Linked DNA regions of Mus musculus: all the other regions are linked to region 2. Evidence: chromatin loops called from intact Hi-C (ENCODE). Cell type or tissue: heart. All regions are shown on one strand. Links, peaks and the distances in the headings refer to the core of each region. The heading gives the core; the rest is flanking DNA.

Region 1 (5,397 bases), core at 170-5,169, 520 kb before region 2:
CACAAATGTGAGAGAGGTGGGTGCTACATAAGTGACCTATGCGTGGTCAGGGGGCCATGTGGGCCAGCTTTTGAACATATACGTCTCCCTCAGTTCAATACTCATGTGTCCTTGGTCCGACTCACTGCCCCAGACACAAGAGCCAGGGGGACTTCATTGATGCCCCAGGACTCACCTCTGCACCTACAGCAATGTGACCTTTTCTTTCTGTGTAATGTACTCTAGCACTGGACCTAGTACCCAGAGGTGTTTAATATTTAATACCCATCCTCCCTGTCTCTCTGTCTCTGTCTATGTCTCTCTCTCTCCATCCTTCCCTCGCCTTGGTCTCCCCCTCTCTGTCTCTCTTCCTTCTTGCTCCCTCCCTCATCCTCCCTTTCTTCCGTGTTCTCTTTGGTCCTTAAAGCCAGATTTTCACATACCTTCCTTGAAGCTTGCTTTCTTTCCCTTCCCTGAATCTGGAATGCACCCCGTATTTTTAACTCTGACCCAGAGACGCGGAATCTGTCCCTTTCAGACACTTTCTCTATGTCTACTTACTCTAGGTATCAGCCAGTGCTCCAAAAAGCTCCAGGACATGCCCTGTGCTACTGCCCTGGCTCCAAGGTCAAGTGGTCCAAAAGGCCAAGAGGGTGGCCTTTCCTGCCTGCTTCTGTAGCTTCTTCATAGGATGGTGAGCTTGGCCACCAAAATGGGCTAAGCATACTGATGTTTGGCAAGAATCTTTATATAGATAGTGACTCCCTCAAAAGCATTTACCAGGTGCCTTATCCACCCTGGGGTAGGGATTCTCTTCCCTAAAGAAGAGTCTAACAAATGAAATATGTTTCCCATGACACCTGAGGTAGCTGTGGTCAGCATCTGTAATGGAACAGCTAGGTGGAATGGTGATAGCCTATGTTAGGGTTTAGACCAGAGTCCGAATCCGCTCTGCCTTTTATGAGGTGGTAGACACTCGACAAGCTCAGCCCTCGTGCAGCACAGCCTGAGCACTCCTGCCTAGGGGCTTGGGATGGGTTTTAAAGGCCCACAAGTGTTTCCTAATTACTTGTGTTTTGACTCCAGATGGCTGGGAAAGGCAGGCTGACAAAATGACTGTGAGTGTAGACTCCTGGCCCGAAATCGAGCTTTGTACAAATTAGCTCCGGGGGGCTCAAGTCCATCACACCCAGGAAGTCTCAGTTATTCCTGTCATAAAGTGGATCTAATCTTGGCTGTCATTTCCCCATCCGCTTATTCCAAGATTATCAAGTCAGTCCACACCAGGCATCCCACAAAGACAGTACTAAGCTTATAGAGATTTAATTCTAAGTCAGTTAATGGTTCTGCTTAGCACATGCCCAGTACAGTTGCCGCTACCTCAGGAGTCTCAGGATTGATGCATGATACTCCCTGAGATGAGCCAACTCTCCAGATCTGGGGTCACCAGATCACAGGTTGCAGTCTGTGGCACACGCAGGTGAGGAGTGTACTCAAGGCTCAGCCTTCGGCATGATCAGAGCCAAGGCCCAGGGGCTGCCACAGAGGTTCCCTTATCCATAGCCTGTGCTCAGACCGAGTCCCACAGCCTAACAGGAGGCGGCCTAGAAACATCACAACTCTTTGCTTTGCTTGGCAGGAAGCTATTTTAGGCCTAGCACGGGAGGATGCTGCATGCATTAACATGATCACGGCTTCTCTGATTACAGCAAGTGGCTTTTATTTTTAAAACTGTTTCATGGTGAGAAGACGTGCCCAGTGCGTGCCCAGAGCTGGTGGGTATGGAGGAGGGCCCAGTCGGGGTAGCATTCTACGTGTGGACACCAGCTTGGGACTGCCACTGCTCTCTGTGAACCCTCTGCTCTCCGTGCCTCCATGGACCTTCAACTTTATAAGGAGGCTCTCTTATGTCAGAAGGTGGGAGCTGGTGGCCTCCCTGGTGCTGGGGGTCAGGCTGGCCCTGGCTGCTCTGTGTTGAGCAGATGGCAGCATGTGGCACCCAGGTGGGTATTCTGTCTCCTTCCTCTCACCAATGCCAGCCTCCAACCACCGTTGGTTCCTCTATCTCTGCAGGTTATTTTTACCACAGGGCAGAAAAAAAAAAGTGATGCTATTTCTTCATGTTCTCCCCTGAAACCATTGCACCAGCTCCCTGAGAAAAACCTCTTGACAGATGGCTCTAGTCTTTGGTGCTCAGAGAAGCAACAATGATCCTGAGCTGCAGGCAAGCTACCTAAATGCAGGGTGAGTGGCGTCAACCCCTTTCTTCAGAAAGGCTTGGAGGTTGGGAGTTCAAGTCTCGACTCCAGCGAGCTATGTCACATTAAGGAAGTGACTCGGTCTCACCGAGTTCCACTTCTTCCCACCTAAGATGAAGTCAAGGGTGGGCACTTTTTGTGAGATCACTGCAAGATTGGTTACTCTAGAGCAGTGGTTCTCAACCTATGGGTCGTGACCCCTTGTGGGGTTACATATCAGATATCCCACACATCAGATATTTACATTACAATTCACAACAGTAGTGAAATTACAGTTATGAAATAGCGATGAAAATAATTGCATGGTTTGGGGGAGGGGGGCAGTCACCATAACAGGAGAAGCTGTGTTAAAGAGTCACAGGATTAGGAAAGTTGAGAACCACTGCTATAGAGCCTGGCACAATGTAGGCATAGCTCTTTACTGCCTGATGCAGTTGTCTGGGGAACGGAGTTCTACAAAGCACACTGGAAGATGACAACCAGAGAACTGCTCCTACAGCCCACCTGACCCCACCTCCTGCCACCCATGTCTCCCCTAAGAACTTTGAGTAGGAGCCCAGGAAAAGCTCAGAGCCAGGCTGCAATCAGCCATGCTGTGCTCGAAGGCCCCAGAGTAGCCCCAAACTCACAGAGAAGCCAAACACCAACTGTGGTGTACATTTAGTGAGCACCTACTATGTGCCAGGTCCTAGGTACAGCATGCTTCAAACCTCGAATTTCCTCCTCCAAACATCACAGGGAAGGTGCTGTTATCCCACTTTAGAAGTAAGAAGATTGCAGATCAGGAAATAAAGGACTATCTGAGGTTCCTGTGACTCTGAGGCCGGGACCCAACTCTGGCTTGGCAAGACGTAGAATTGTGCTCAATAACAACAGACTGCTGAGGCAGGGTGCCAGGACTGAGGGCTGCTCTCCCTCCCCCAACATAGCCTTCTGTGGTACATCTGGCCAGGACAGTGAATTCTAGACATGACTGGCGTAAGTGGGGGGGGGGGGGTGAATCTCTCCCGCTCTTGCCCGTGCCCTTCGGGTTGCCCACACTGTACCTTCATTAGCCAAACATGTGAGCCCTCAAGGGAAGGGCACCTTCATCTGTGGTTGGCAAAGATGCCAGGAAGCTGCACATTTGGCTGAGCATAAATAAGAGAAGGGATCAGGGCATAGGAGTGTTTGGGGACAGGAGACCCTAATGAAAGGGACCAGTAGGTAAGGTCCTTTTTATGTCCCCCACACTTCAGCCATCTCCGGAGACTGGAACCAAGTGATCGCCGTCGTGCTGAGGGACATGCCTGAAGTTGGTTTGCTCTCTTTTTCCTTTCAAACAGCTCACTCCTACTTTACCTGTGGAGGCTCGTCTTTGCTGGGTCCACATAGTCGCTGTTCCCATCACTGAGCTAGGAGCCTGAGCCACAACCATACTCATTTGGAGTCATCACAGCTCTTCAGGTGCCTCCAGTCTCTTCTTACCAAGTCCAGTCCCCACCCACCTTTCTCCCAGAACTCTTCATTGAGGCCCCAGGGACAGCACTCACTTGCAGCCCCACATGGCCCATCAAGTGCCCTGCTTCTAACCATTCCAACCCCATCTGTGACTCAAGTCCACTTGCCTCAAGGTCCATCCCTACTCTGGACCATTCTCACCCCATGTGCTTCTGCTTCTCTGTCTGTAAAATGTGGAGCTTATAAGAACATTTTCCTTGTAAGACTGTTGCAAACACTAGACAGCGGCCAGACGTGGACTCAGTGATGATCAGCCGCCATCCCATCTTCCCTGCCCCAGCGCCACCTTACCCCATCTCCATGGCCACTATCATGTCTCCACAGCTCCATGCCACCCCACCACCCTCCTGTTTCCAGAAGCACCAGCATCTCCAAGCCACCAGCAGCACCCAGGCCAGACCTTAGTCTCCACCCTTGCCAACCGGGCTCCTCTCCTCTGCTCAGGATCCCACCCCAGGTCTCTGTTTTGTGGGTCTGAGACCAGGCAGGCTGTCTGGCTTGCAAGGTCATCATTATTCTTCACCCTGCCTCACCTCCTCACTGCGGGATGACCAGCATCAGACTCTTCTCATCTCTGGGACCCCGCTTTCCTTTCTGGTGTGTGAGGTCTCAAACCTGGGACATACAGCTGATATGCCTGATGACGGATCAAAGTGGACTCTAGCCACCAGGTTCTCCCAGCACCCCTTGGTCCCTATGTGTTACAGGGTCCTCCTGGCTGGCATACCCTACGCCCTACCCTGATCTCTATCCCACGGACTAGGTTACCTCTTCCCTCAGCTCCTTTGGCCTCTGTATAACTCAGCCATTTAGGCTGCACTACTCACTTGGCCAGTCTCTTGGCCTAGTCCACCCACCTTGGTCGGTGGCTCCTCTCTTGTTCTCCCTCTCCTCTCTTTTCACCTGGCCCAGATCATAGCCGTGTTCACTCTTAACCCTTCCATATGTCTCTGGTTTTGATTTCCTTCATATCTACAATAAACCTCCTCCTCAACCATTGCTAGTAGTCATGAGTTCGTTTTTATTTTTTTATTTTTTCATTCAGTCCGTCCTTTAAGAAAAGAAGTGAAAGGAGCAGATCTTCCCCATCTTACCAATAGGCACTAGGTATCTTTTGGTCCAATGCAGAAAGTGGAGTACTTCCTGTGCTCGGCTACAACCTCAAAGGCAGGCCCATGTCTGCTTCTAGTTGGTGTCCCTTAAAGCATGCAGACCTTGGCACATGGCAGACAGCATGGCAGGGGCTCTGGGCTAATAAACGTACACTCCAAACCAGTGCTACAGTTTAAAGCTACAAGAGCCAGCTCAAAACCACCCAACCTTTGCCTCACGCCACTCTTCTGAAAGGTGAGAACCATGGCAAGCCCTCAGCCCAGGGCAAGCAAGCTTCCCTGCACACTTTCAACCATCGAGGCTGCTGTTGGGAATCAGCATAGCCCCCAGCGGAGGGCAAGCATCCACCTGCATCAGAAGGCTGCAGGGGCTTGAGGCTGGCTTTCTCTAGATAGTTCTTCCCTAACCTCTCCCCATAAACCTTGCTCATCGCAAAGCTGCCTTTGTGTTCAAGACAAAAACAAAAACAAAACAAACAAAAACAAAAACCAGCAAATCTCTGCAGACTTCTGTAAACACAAGGTTGAAGAGGGTGATTAAAACCTCC
Region 2 (5,397 bases), core at 149-5,148:
AAAAGCACACAAAGACACATCACCCTCAGCCAGCTAGGACAGAAATAGCACACCATTGTGATGGGGAGATAGGTTGGTGGGATAAGATACCCCCACTATGTTCATAGCAGCCATATGTATAATAGCCAGAACCTGCAAACAACCCAGAAGTCCCTCAAGAGAGGAATGGATACAGAAAATGTGATTCATTTACACAGTGGAATACTATTCAGCTATTAAAAATGAGGACATCATGAATTTTGCATGCAAACGGATGGAACTAGAAAATATCATCCTGAGTGAAGTAACTCAGACCCAAAGGACATGTATGGTATGTACTTACGGATAAGTGGATATTAGCCAAAATGTACAGAAAACCTAGTATACAACCCACGGACCGTAAGAAGTGTAACATGCAGAAAGGCCCAAGTGAGGCTGCTTCAATCCCACATGGAAGGGGGAATGAAATAATCATGGGAGGCAGAGGAAGGGAGGGATTGGGTGGGAGAGGGGAGGGGAAAAGGGGAACAGAATCAGGTATGGGGGGGGGTTGGAGAAGAGAAGCCCAGAGGGCCAAGAGAATGAGTGGAAATAAGCAGCCTCAGGGGGTGGGAGGTGGGGGAACCCTCTAGAAATGACCAGAGGCCTAGAGAGTGAGAGACTCTAAGGACTCGGGGTGGGGGGGGCAACCTTAGCCAGAATGCCCAACATTGGGGAGAGGGAATTCGAAGACTCCACCTCCAGTAGATAGACAGGGCCTCAAGTAGAGGGACAGGGTTTACCAACCCATAGTCAAAATTTCTGACCCAGAAGTTTTCCTGTCTAAAAGAACTGCAGGGACAAAAATGGAGAAAAGACTGAAGGTAAGAGGGTCCAATGACCGTCCCAACTTGGGATCCATCTCCTGGGAGAGCACTGAGGCCTGACATTATTGATGCTATGATGTGCTTACAGACGTGAGCCTGGCACAGCTGTCCTCTGAGAAGCCCTACCAGCAGCTCACGGAGACAGAAGCAGATACTTACACCCAACCATTGGACTGAAGTTGGGGACACCTATGGTTGAGTTAGGGGAAGGAAGCTTCAGGGGAGAGCAACCCCATAGGAAGTCCAGCAGTCTCAACTGACCCAGATCCCAGGGAGCTCCAAGAGACGGAGCCGCCAACCAGGAGCATACAGGGTTGGTCCGAGGTCCCTGGCACATATATAGCAGAGGTCTGTCTGGTCTGGCCTCAGTGGGAGAGGATGAGCTTAATCCTTCAGAGACTTGAGGCGCCAAGGAAGGGGGAGGTCTGGGGTGTGTATGGCACCCTCTTGGAGGCCAGGGGTGAGTAGGAATGGGGTGAGGAACTATGGGAGGGAGGACCGAGGTGGGGGCAATGACTGGAATGCAAATAAATATAAAGTACTCTTTTTTTTTTAACTTATTTATTTATTATACATAAGTGCACTGTAGCTGTCTTCAGACACCCCAGAAGAGGGCATCAGATCTCATTACGGATGGTTATGAGCCATCATGTGGTTGCTGGGATTTGAACTCACGACCTTCAGAAGAGCAGTCGGCCCTCTTAACCGCTGAGCCATCTCTCCAGCCCCAATATAAAGTACTCTTTAGTTGATTCCTAGTACCCACCTCGCAAGCTGGGCTTGGTGGCACGCCTTTCTGACCTCAGTGCTGGGGAGGGGAGGACAGGAACATCTCTAGGACCCACTGGCCGGTCAGCCCAGCTGAATTAGAGAGCGCTGGGCCAAGAGAGAAACCCCGTGGCAAAAAACAAGGTGGAGGGCACCTAAGATAATACTGGAGACTGAACTCTGGCCTCCACACAGGGGCAGTGGGCATAAAGTTTGACTGATAGGGAGGGAAGGAGAGAGGGCGGAAGGAAGGAAGAGAGTGAGATAGATAGACAGGCAAAGAGACAGACAGACAGACAGATAAAGAAGGCATAAAGTTGGGTGGGTTGGGGGTGGTAGAGAAGCTGGAAGAAGATGGGGGAGGGGAAATATGATCATAATATATTGTATTAAAAAAAAAAAAGACTGGTTGATGGTGGCGCACGTCTTTACTCCTAGGGCTCCAGAGGCAGAAGCAGTCGGATTTTTGTGAGTTTGAGCTCAGCCTGGTCTACAGAGTGAGTTCCAGGATAATCAGGACTACATAGAGAAAACGTAGATTGAGAAACAAAACAAAAATAAAAACAAAACAAAAACAGAGAAAGAAAGGATTGAAGGAAGGAAGGAAGAAAGGAAGAAGGAAAGAGAAAATTCAAATATGTCTACCCCTGGCAGTTAGTGAGTCTGCCTGAGCCTGAGTCTGGGATAGCCATCACAAATGCATTATCCTTCAGTGACCCCTCTGCCCAGCTTCTGTCTAGTATACCCAGCTTGCTCTCAGTTTCCTGGTTCCTTCCCCAGCTCCCAGCACTGACTTCTGGTCCTCCTTCTTATTTAAGGGACATATTCAGGGACTCCCCAGGTCCTCTTTCAACTACACATTGAACAACGCGGGGGAGGGGCACTGTCAGTACAAGGGTGGGTAGAATGGGGTCTCAAGCTAACCACCCTGGCCACAGGTATGATCACGCTCCATTTAATTGCTGCCCTCTGCGTGCCCACTGGTGGCTGACATTGTGAGCTTAGCTGAGACAGGCAGACACCACACTCAGCTAGAAACTGCCAGCACCAGGGCTTACACAACTGTGTTCGGTGGCTGCCCTTTCTCCATTATGCCACAACTTCCTCTAATTAGAGCCAAGTTAATCACCAACCCACCCTCCCTTTTATTGTGTTAAATAAACTCTGACCAGCCTTTTTCGGTGTTCCAAACTTTAAGTTTACCCAATTGGCTGAAAAGTCTATGGGGTCATTGCCAAGTGCAGTGTTATTTATGATCAAGGAAATATTAATGTATGTTCTGGTAGATCAAAGGTCAGTGGAGACAGAAGTCAACCCAATACCGCAGGGCACAGGGTGCTAAGTACCAGAAGAGATAGGTTCCCTGTGAGTGCAATATCTTTGATAAATAGAAAAACACCTTTTTAAACTCGAAGGGCAAACACAAAAGGCCCCACAAACATGATCATAGGGACACACAGCTGGGCCAACAGAACTTTAAGGTGGATCCACGTGAAAGAAGTCTATTAGCGCCCTCTTGTGGGAAAGTTTAACACTGCAGGGCCACAGAGGCCATCCCTACCCAGCCCTGTTCTAAAGCGTTCAGACACACCCTGCCCCACCTTGGCACCATTACTACCCCTCCCACACCCACCCAGGGGTCGTTAACACTTTCCCTGCCCCACCCTGGCCCTACTAGGCTGGCAGGCCTCACTAGGTGGAGTCACTTTTGAAGGTTTCTGGGAAGAGAGTGACATGGAGGTCCCGGACCGAGGCGCCCTGAGATTCAGAGACACTGTGTGGCAAGCCATCTGTTGAGACAGATGTTGAGGCAGCCGGTCTCCATGGTTTGATTCCAAAGACGAGAGAACTACAAAAGCCGTGACAGCCCCCTCCGATTTGATAGGCTTTCAGCGGTGGGCAGTGCTCATGAAAGGCATGTGTTCTGCCAGAGAAGCAGCAGCAGCAGAGGTGCGGTCTGGGGCTTCCCTCAATCGCAGACGAGCAGGGAGCCTTGGCTTTTATTTTGCTTCCTGGTGTCAGCCCTCCTCTCTGCTCCATCCTAGACTAAGCGTCAACTGTATGTTGAGCAGTTTCAGCTCTGCTTGATCATGGAGATTTGTACCCCTAAACCAGGTTTCAGAGGTTTTGGAGACGCCCAGGAAGAGAACGGGACAGTTAAGACGATCAAGATGACTGTTCAGTTGCTGCAGGGAACCCCTGCGCGCTGCCAAAGCAGGCTACTTAAGGATTACAAGATTTTAGCACCATTGACTGCCATCTAGTGTTCAAATATGGTAGCGTCACATCGCTTTTACAAACCTTGTAAAAAATGTGATTGCCTTTGAGAATCCGAGCTTGCTCTTTGTTCTCACAGTGTTAGGATCCCCAAAAGTAATCAATCGATCGATCAATCAATCAATCAATCAATCAATCAATCAATCACCCAATCACCCAATTCAATTCAATTCTTACTAAAAAGAGACACAGAAACACAAATGGCACATAATCTCATGTGAATTTTACAAAAGCTAATCTTTTAACCACTGAGAGTCAAATGGGGGAAGTAACAAGGAAAGGAAATTATGACCAGTGGGTACTAAGTTACAGTTAGATAAGAGTGAGTGTTGGTGTGCCAGCACACAGTAGGGTGGTTATAGAAAATGGTAATACATTTTCAAAAATCTAAAGGAAAATTTTTTCATAAAGAAATGTTTTAGGAAATAGGTACACTTGTCCGAATTAGAGCACCATGTAAAAGATCTATATATTTGGGTGTTATATGGCATCCTATAAATATGTACAACTTTTATGGCTCAATTAAAATACAATAATAATAATAAGGTTTTTCTTACGCAGCTCTATACATGATGATGAAACTTTTGGTGGAGGTCTTAAATTTAACCTGAAACTTGGCAATGAAATTTGAGGCAGAATAACAGGACTAACCCAGCATCTTTTGTACCTGGTAGTTTGAACTGTATCATTCAAATTTTTTAAAATTTTATTTTATTTTTTATTCACTTTACATCCCACTCACTGCCCCTATCCTTCCCCCATCCCCTCTTCTCTGAGCAGGTAGGAGCCCCCCTGGGTATCCCCTCCACCCTGGCACTTCAAGTCTCTGTGAAGCTAGATGCTTCTCTTTCCACGGAGGCCAGACAAGGCAGCCCAGCTAGAAGAACATATCCCACATTCAGGCAACAGCTTTTGGGATAGCTCCACTCCAGTTGTACTGGACTCACCTGAAGACCAAGTTGCACATCTGCTACATATATGGGAGCGGGGTGGGGCAGGTCTAGGTCCAGCCCGTGTGCGTTCTTTGATTGATAGTTCAGTCTCTGAGAGCCCTAAGGGTTCAGGTTAGTTGATTCTGTTGGTCTTCCTGTGGAGTTCTATACCCGTTGGGGCATGCAATCCCTCTTCCTATTCTTCCATAAGAGTCCCCAAGCTCCATCCACTGTTTGGCAGTTGGTGTCTGCATCTGTCTGAGTAAGCTGCTGGGTGAAGCTTTTCAGAGGACAACATCAAGCAGAATAAGAGTATAAATAATAGTGTCGGGGATTGGTGCTTACCCATGGTATGGGTCTCAACTTGAGCCCTTGTTGGATGGCCATTTCCTGGAGATGCTCCCCACCTCCTCACCCCTGTAAGTTGCAGATTTCCATTCAATTTTGTGCAGGGTGATAAATATGGATCTGTTTTTACTCTTCTACATATAGACATATAGTTAGACCACCACCATTTGTTGAAGATAATTTCTTTTATCATTGTTTGGTTTTGGCTTCTTTATCAAAAAATCAAG
Region 3 (5,397 bases), core at 263-5,262, 130 kb before region 2:
AGCCTCTCATCCTATCCTGGCCATGGGGGAGGACTTGCCCATGATTATGGGAAGGGACACGATTCAGAAACCCCTAAGGTTACCTTTGAATCTAAGTACCTGAGATGACATCCGTCATCCCCCTACCTTTGATATCTTTTTTTCATAATACTTATTTATTGTTGAATATGTTACACAATCTTCTGAGTTGTACAACACAGAAGAGTGACAGTGGGGTGGAAAAACTGGCCCAGCTCAGTGAGATATGAGCTATTGTGCAACTCATATGACCAGACACAAAGGCATGGAAATCTTCTTGGGTTATATAATCAATAACAAAAAAATAAGATTTGAAGGGAAAGTAAGAAAAGTGACTTCAAGCTTGTCCTCCAACCCCTCGTTTGCACAGTAAGCTGGAAGGTATTCTGCGGTCATCTTTCCTTTAAAATCACACCAAACTTCAAATTGACGCACTATACTTGCGTATGATGCTGGAGATGACCCCTGGGGCCTTGAGCCTGTTAAGTAATCCCTCTGCCCTGAGCTAAATCCCAAGATCCTTGCTTCCTTTTCAAGGTCTCATGACTGACAGCGTCAAGACTTTAAACCTCTCTTCGAAGCACCATTTTTTCATTCTGCTCCACGACTTTGATGACAACTGACAGGGAAGCCACCACTAAACAAAAATGATGTATCTCACCCTTTCTCCCATGTTGAGGGAGGGCTGGAAATGACTGTGACCTGGACTACAAGTCACCGACTTTGCTGTCCTGAGAATTTTCTGAGGCAAGGCACTAGGATATAAGAAGTGGTAAGGGGTGGGGGCTTGGGGGTAGGGTAGAGGTCCTGAATTCTGGCTCTGGATATAAGCTGGGCATCATTCAATCCTTCGGAGCGCTAAGCACTGACAGGTGAAAGATTTGACAAGTAGCCTGACAGACAGTGGCTTAGACAGAAGCCCACACACTACTTCTTGGTGATATATTTAAACTTAGTCCCTGCTCAGTAAAGATGTATCTGTTCTGTAAGCATCCTGTCCTGCCTCATGACGGATTTTTATTTTACATCCGATGCTACAGCCAGCCAGCCCCTATGTATAGCACGTGAATATTCAGGTCCAGTCCTGGTCTTGAGGAACACTTGGGTGACCCTGAGCACCGGAGCTTCTGATAGCTACTAGAACTGAACAGAGAGACACAAAGATGTGGCAGCATCTTGGAAGCCACCCTCAGGAAGAAGACCCTGGCTCATCACCTAGACCTCTGCCCAGTGTGCATTCCCTTTGCACCTGGATCCCGGGGCGGTGTTATGGCATCCACGCCCTAACCACCGCCAGGAAAACACAGTATCTCCCTTGAAGTCAGTGATGGTTAGCTTACTGATGGCCAAGCTCAGTGATGGGACTTGGACTGCGTGGCCCCGAGTCCTTCTGGAGGCTGAAGATACAAAGTTAAAAGCAGGAAGAGCCCAAACCACAATCTTAGATGTAAGCGGGTTGGGCAACATGCGGTCCGGGCGATCCCAGAGTGATCAGAAAAGGGGAAATGTTACAAGGCAAAGGCGGGTGCAAAAGAACTCGAGCACGGAAAGGCATAGTTGGGGTGCCGAGCTTCTTTTTCCACTTCTGCAAAATGAGGGTTTTGGACGAGATGGTCTCCTAACTCTAAAATTCCCTTGACCTGTTCGATATACCAGGCCGATGTCAGAAGCTCATAAAAGGAAAAGGAAGAAAAGCGGGAAAGAGCAAAGAGGGGATCGGCAGACGCAGGACACTGGGGACAGGCTTGGCGGGTTTTCTGAGTTTCTCTCCCTCCTCCCACACCTGCGTGTTCAGAGATCGGCCAACGCCCCGCATCCTTGGGCTTCAGACAACGAAGCTCTTTCCTCCTCACACGTTTCTTTCTGGAAACCGTGGAGCAGAAGCTGCTAAGCAGTCATGCAAAGGGTCGCAGAGGGAACGGTGTCGCTAGGGTCCAGAGGGCAGGTGAGCAGACCCGGTTGACGTGGCACCAAGCTGGGGATGGCGGGGAGCCCTCGAGTCCTAGCCAGCCAGCTCTGGACCAGCCAAATTTCATCCCCCAACTTCGATCTCGGATAAATGGTGTTTGCAAAAAGAAAAAAAAAAAAAAAGAAAGAAAGAAAGAAAGAAAAGGAAAAAAGAAAAAGGAAAAGTTTTTGAGGACTTTTCCCCAAGTCTGGCTGTAGGCGGGGTCGGAGGGTGGTGCCTACAGTCTGATTCGCCGCGGCGGCAGTGCAGAGGCGCGGATTGGCGCGCGGGGCCCCGGGCCGGGAGAGCGGGCGTGGGGGAGGGGAGGCTCCGCGCCCGCGGGAGCGGCTCGCGCCGGGAGCGGGTTAATTTCAAATCGGGGGCTGGACTGCTCCTGGACGGCCACGCTCCCGCGGCCCGCCCGCCGGCCCCCCCCAGCCCCGGCCCCGGTGGCGCCCCCGGCACCCACCTCTGCGCGGCGGGGCTAAGCGAGTCTCCCTGAGACGCGCTGGCTCCCTGAGACGCGCAGCCAGGATTCGGGGCCACCCCGGACCGTCAGCTCTGAAGGAGGATTGACAGGTGAGCGGGGAGCAGACTGCTGCGGCGGGGTTGTGGGATCCCGGGAAGGCCAGGGTGAAGGCGGCCGTTTCCCGCCTCCCGCCCCGCCGGGGCCCGTGGGGAGGAGCCGAGCTCCCGCGCAGAGGGCGGGGGAGGGGCTCGCCCGCGCTCCAGCCCCGCGCACTCGGGGGCGGTGCCAGCTACGGTCCCGCTTTCCGCGCCAAATTTTTAAATCGAAGGCGGAAGGTCCGGCCCCGCCTTGGGGACCTCTAGCCAATCGCAGGCCTTCACCGGGCTTACTGATTGGCTCGGAGCCGTCGCCCTGGAAACCGTGAGATGCTGTCTGGCTGCCCCCGGGGGCGGTGCAGTTGGCGGGGAGGAGGAGCCAGTGCTTGCGCCGGGCGGGACGCGGGCTACTGCTGGGGACTGTACCTGGGACCGGGAGCGCAGCGTACGGTGCGCTTTGGCATCGCGGTGATTTCGGCACCTAGGGAATCCTTCCCTCGCCCCAGTACTTCGTGTATTGAAAGAAGCCTGAAAAAGGGGGTCAAGATCCCAAAGCCCTTTGTAAATGCCCGGTCGTGCGCTTAGAGCGCAGAGGCTGAATTGGAGGGTTGTTCTCAGGCCACTTCACAAGTCCTTCCTTCTGAGCCTGTGCACGTGTGTGTCAGGCGAGAAACTTCAGCATCTCCCCCGATGCAGGCTCGGTGCGTGCTCCATCGGAACCCGGGCTCGTGCGCTCCGTCCGCAGCCCGGATCAGTGCACAGGTGGGTGCTTGCTACAGCCATCTCGAACCTGAGAGAGGACTGTCACTGTAGATTCTGTGTTTGCTTGAAGTCTCGTGACAGAAGGGTTTGATGGAGGAATTTACTGCTGTCTGTTGGCGCGGTCTGCCTAGAGGCAATGTCTGTCCTCAAGGCAAAAATAAACCTGGTTTGTCATTTTTTGTTTGTTTCCGGGGGCTCTTGTGTACGTGAATCATTTTCATCAGCTCTTAATTCTTGCTTTACTTTTTTTCCTTTTAAGGATAGTAAAAAACTTTAATCGATTGGACTACTTAAACCACTGGAACTTGGGGAGGAACTTCAGATTTTTCGTTTTTAAAGACACACTAAATGTATGAGGAATTGACAAAATGGAGAACCAAAAGGTATTTTTAAAGTCCAGTCTATACTGTTGCAATGTCAAATGAAGTATCATCCTGAGTTTTTCGTTAATAAGTTTTCTTAAATTTTTCGTTTGATAGTCACGAATGCTGTATCCTTTTGGTTAACTTTTACAGAAATCCAGAAGGAAATTTTAATTTTTGAAGAGGAATAGGGTTGTCCAGGGTTAAAGTAACCTTTTTGTTTCAAAAGTTTAATATAAATTTAATATATATGGAAAAAGCTTTGGGGTTTTTTCTGTGCTTAAAAAATTATGTATATGTTATTTACATGAACCATTGGAATTCACAAAGGTCATAATTTGATACTGGATTTCTTTGTAAGATAACATTTTAAAATGTCAGCCCTTTAACCTACTGGGCCTCCAAATGCTGTTCCTGACAGATCTCCTGGAAGCATTTAGATGTTAGCTCAATGCTGTCCTTGGCAGTGTTCACTGAAACCCCACCCTTGGATCAGCACCTCCTGAGGGCACCATACTGAACTGAAAATTCAGGTGCCAGCCCCATGTGACCTCCCTCTGCCTCGCATCATCGTCTGCTAAGTAGCAGATTCAGCAGAAATACACACTGAGCCCTTAGTTTCATGGTTGTAATAGAGGATTGTTAACCCGGGCTCCCAAAGTTACTGAGGAAACAGTGTATCTCTGTTCTCTGAGTTGTTGCCTTCCAAATCCCTTTCTTTAAGAATGGTGTACTGCCTGGTGTCTAAAAGTGAAGGGGGCCCAGTCTCTACTATCTATATGAATTGCTCTTAACTTACCAGTGTAGGTAAGTGCTAACTTACCATAGCAGAAACTAGCTCTGAGGCCTTAAATGGCTAACCTTACTTCCCTTGGTCCCATTTTCTGCATCTGTGCCTCAAGCGTTGATGTTGAAAGCAAATTTTTCTGGTCAGAAGTCCTGCTGGTAGGCGGGAGGCCCTAACCGTAAGGGCACCCTCACCTTGGCTGCTTGAGCCTGTTCCTGGTATATCAATGAGCAACCACTGCTCACAGCCACTCCACTGGGTGGGGCCTGGTGTGGGTCCTGAAAGCCTTTACCTGATGTCTCATTAGTAGGAATTTAGGAATTTAGAAGTGATCAGTTACTTAGAGTGATTGGTTCTAGTAAGGAAAGGGAAGGGACTGAGCTCTAAGCTATCTTTACAGCCCTCCTTTCTCAAAATAGAATTTAAAAATAAAACCTGTAGTTAATGTTATTTATTTATTAATGTAAATTCTTAGATCACATGGTGAAGACATTTAGATCCATAGTATCTACCAAGTTAAAAGTGGGAAGTTTAACTATTAAATTTACCGTAGTAGCAGGGGACATGCCTGTAATCACAACAGAGGCAGAGGCAGGAGGATTGTTAATTTAGGGTCAGCTTGTTACTACATAGTAAGTTCCAGACTGGTTGGAATGTATAGTGAGACCTTGTCTCAAGCAAAAAAGGAAAATACTGTCCAGAGATCACTGTGATATTCTTAACCTACTTGGTCAATATGAAAGGCAGAAAGCCTTTCTGCTAGGTTCTGTTTTACAATGAACTCAGTTATTAATTCCTCTTAAACCAGGAAAACCTCTTTTCTGAGCCACATAAAAGGGGACTGATGAAAAGCCCCCTGCATCCGTCCTCGAAGGCCAACATGGTGTTGGCTGAGATCCAGCCTGACTTGGGCCCTCTAACCACACCAACCAAGCCCAAGGAAGTCTCCCAAGGAG

Evidence for each region. Peaks named below come from ENCODE experiments on the same cell type or tissue, not always from the same donor. Only the 100,000 strongest peaks of a DNase experiment are listed, where the experiment ranks them.
Region 1: a loop joins it to region 2, with 4 times the contacts of the local background. A loop is called at or near these places in 6 of 42 quality-filtered maps.
Region 3: a loop joins it to region 2, with 4 times the contacts of the local background. A loop is called at or near these places in 34 of 42 quality-filtered maps.

What each region holds. Positions count from the first base shown.
Region 1 is chr7:49,264,381-49,269,777 of GRCm38, reverse strand. The region is part of intron 1 of Nav2 (neuron navigator 2); the gene reads right to left. Among named protein-coding and RNA genes, the nearest start is that of Nav2, 21 kb to the right of the region's middle. In heart, for the core only: no CTCF peak of the experiment used is centred there; a DNase peak (open chromatin) is centred at 3,217; H3K27ac peaks cover 533 bases.
Region 2 is chr7:48,747,852-48,753,248 of GRCm38, reverse strand. Gm45086 (a long non-coding RNA gene) reads left to right here and starts at 5,058. Exons shown (of 3, transcript XR_001778121.1): 1 at 5,058-5,241. RefSeq lists an enhancer at 2,269-4,248. In heart, for the core only: CTCF peaks have their summits at 3,144 (motif pointing left) and 3,874 (motif pointing left); DNase peaks (open chromatin) are centred at 3,178 and 3,818; H3K4me3 peaks cover 941 bases; H3K27ac peaks cover 710 bases.
Region 3 is chr7:48,878,556-48,883,952 of GRCm38, reverse strand. It overlaps E2f8 (E2F transcription factor 8), which reads left to right and starts at 2,912. Exons shown (of 13, transcript NM_001013368.5): 1 at 2,912-3,292; 2 at 3,552-3,675; 3 at 5,250-5,397. The coding sequence starts at 3,661. It overlaps Gm2788 (predicted gene 2788), which reads right to left and starts at 2,653. Exons shown (of 2, transcript NR_155436.1): 1 at 2,436-2,653. It overlaps LOC115486422 (a long non-coding RNA gene), which reads right to left. Exons shown (of 3, transcript XR_882082.2): 3 at 3,329-3,432. In heart, for the core only: no CTCF peak of the experiment used is centred there; DNase peaks (open chromatin) are centred at 1,482, 2,242 and 2,842; H3K4me3 peaks cover 3,751 bases; H3K27ac peaks cover 3,450 bases.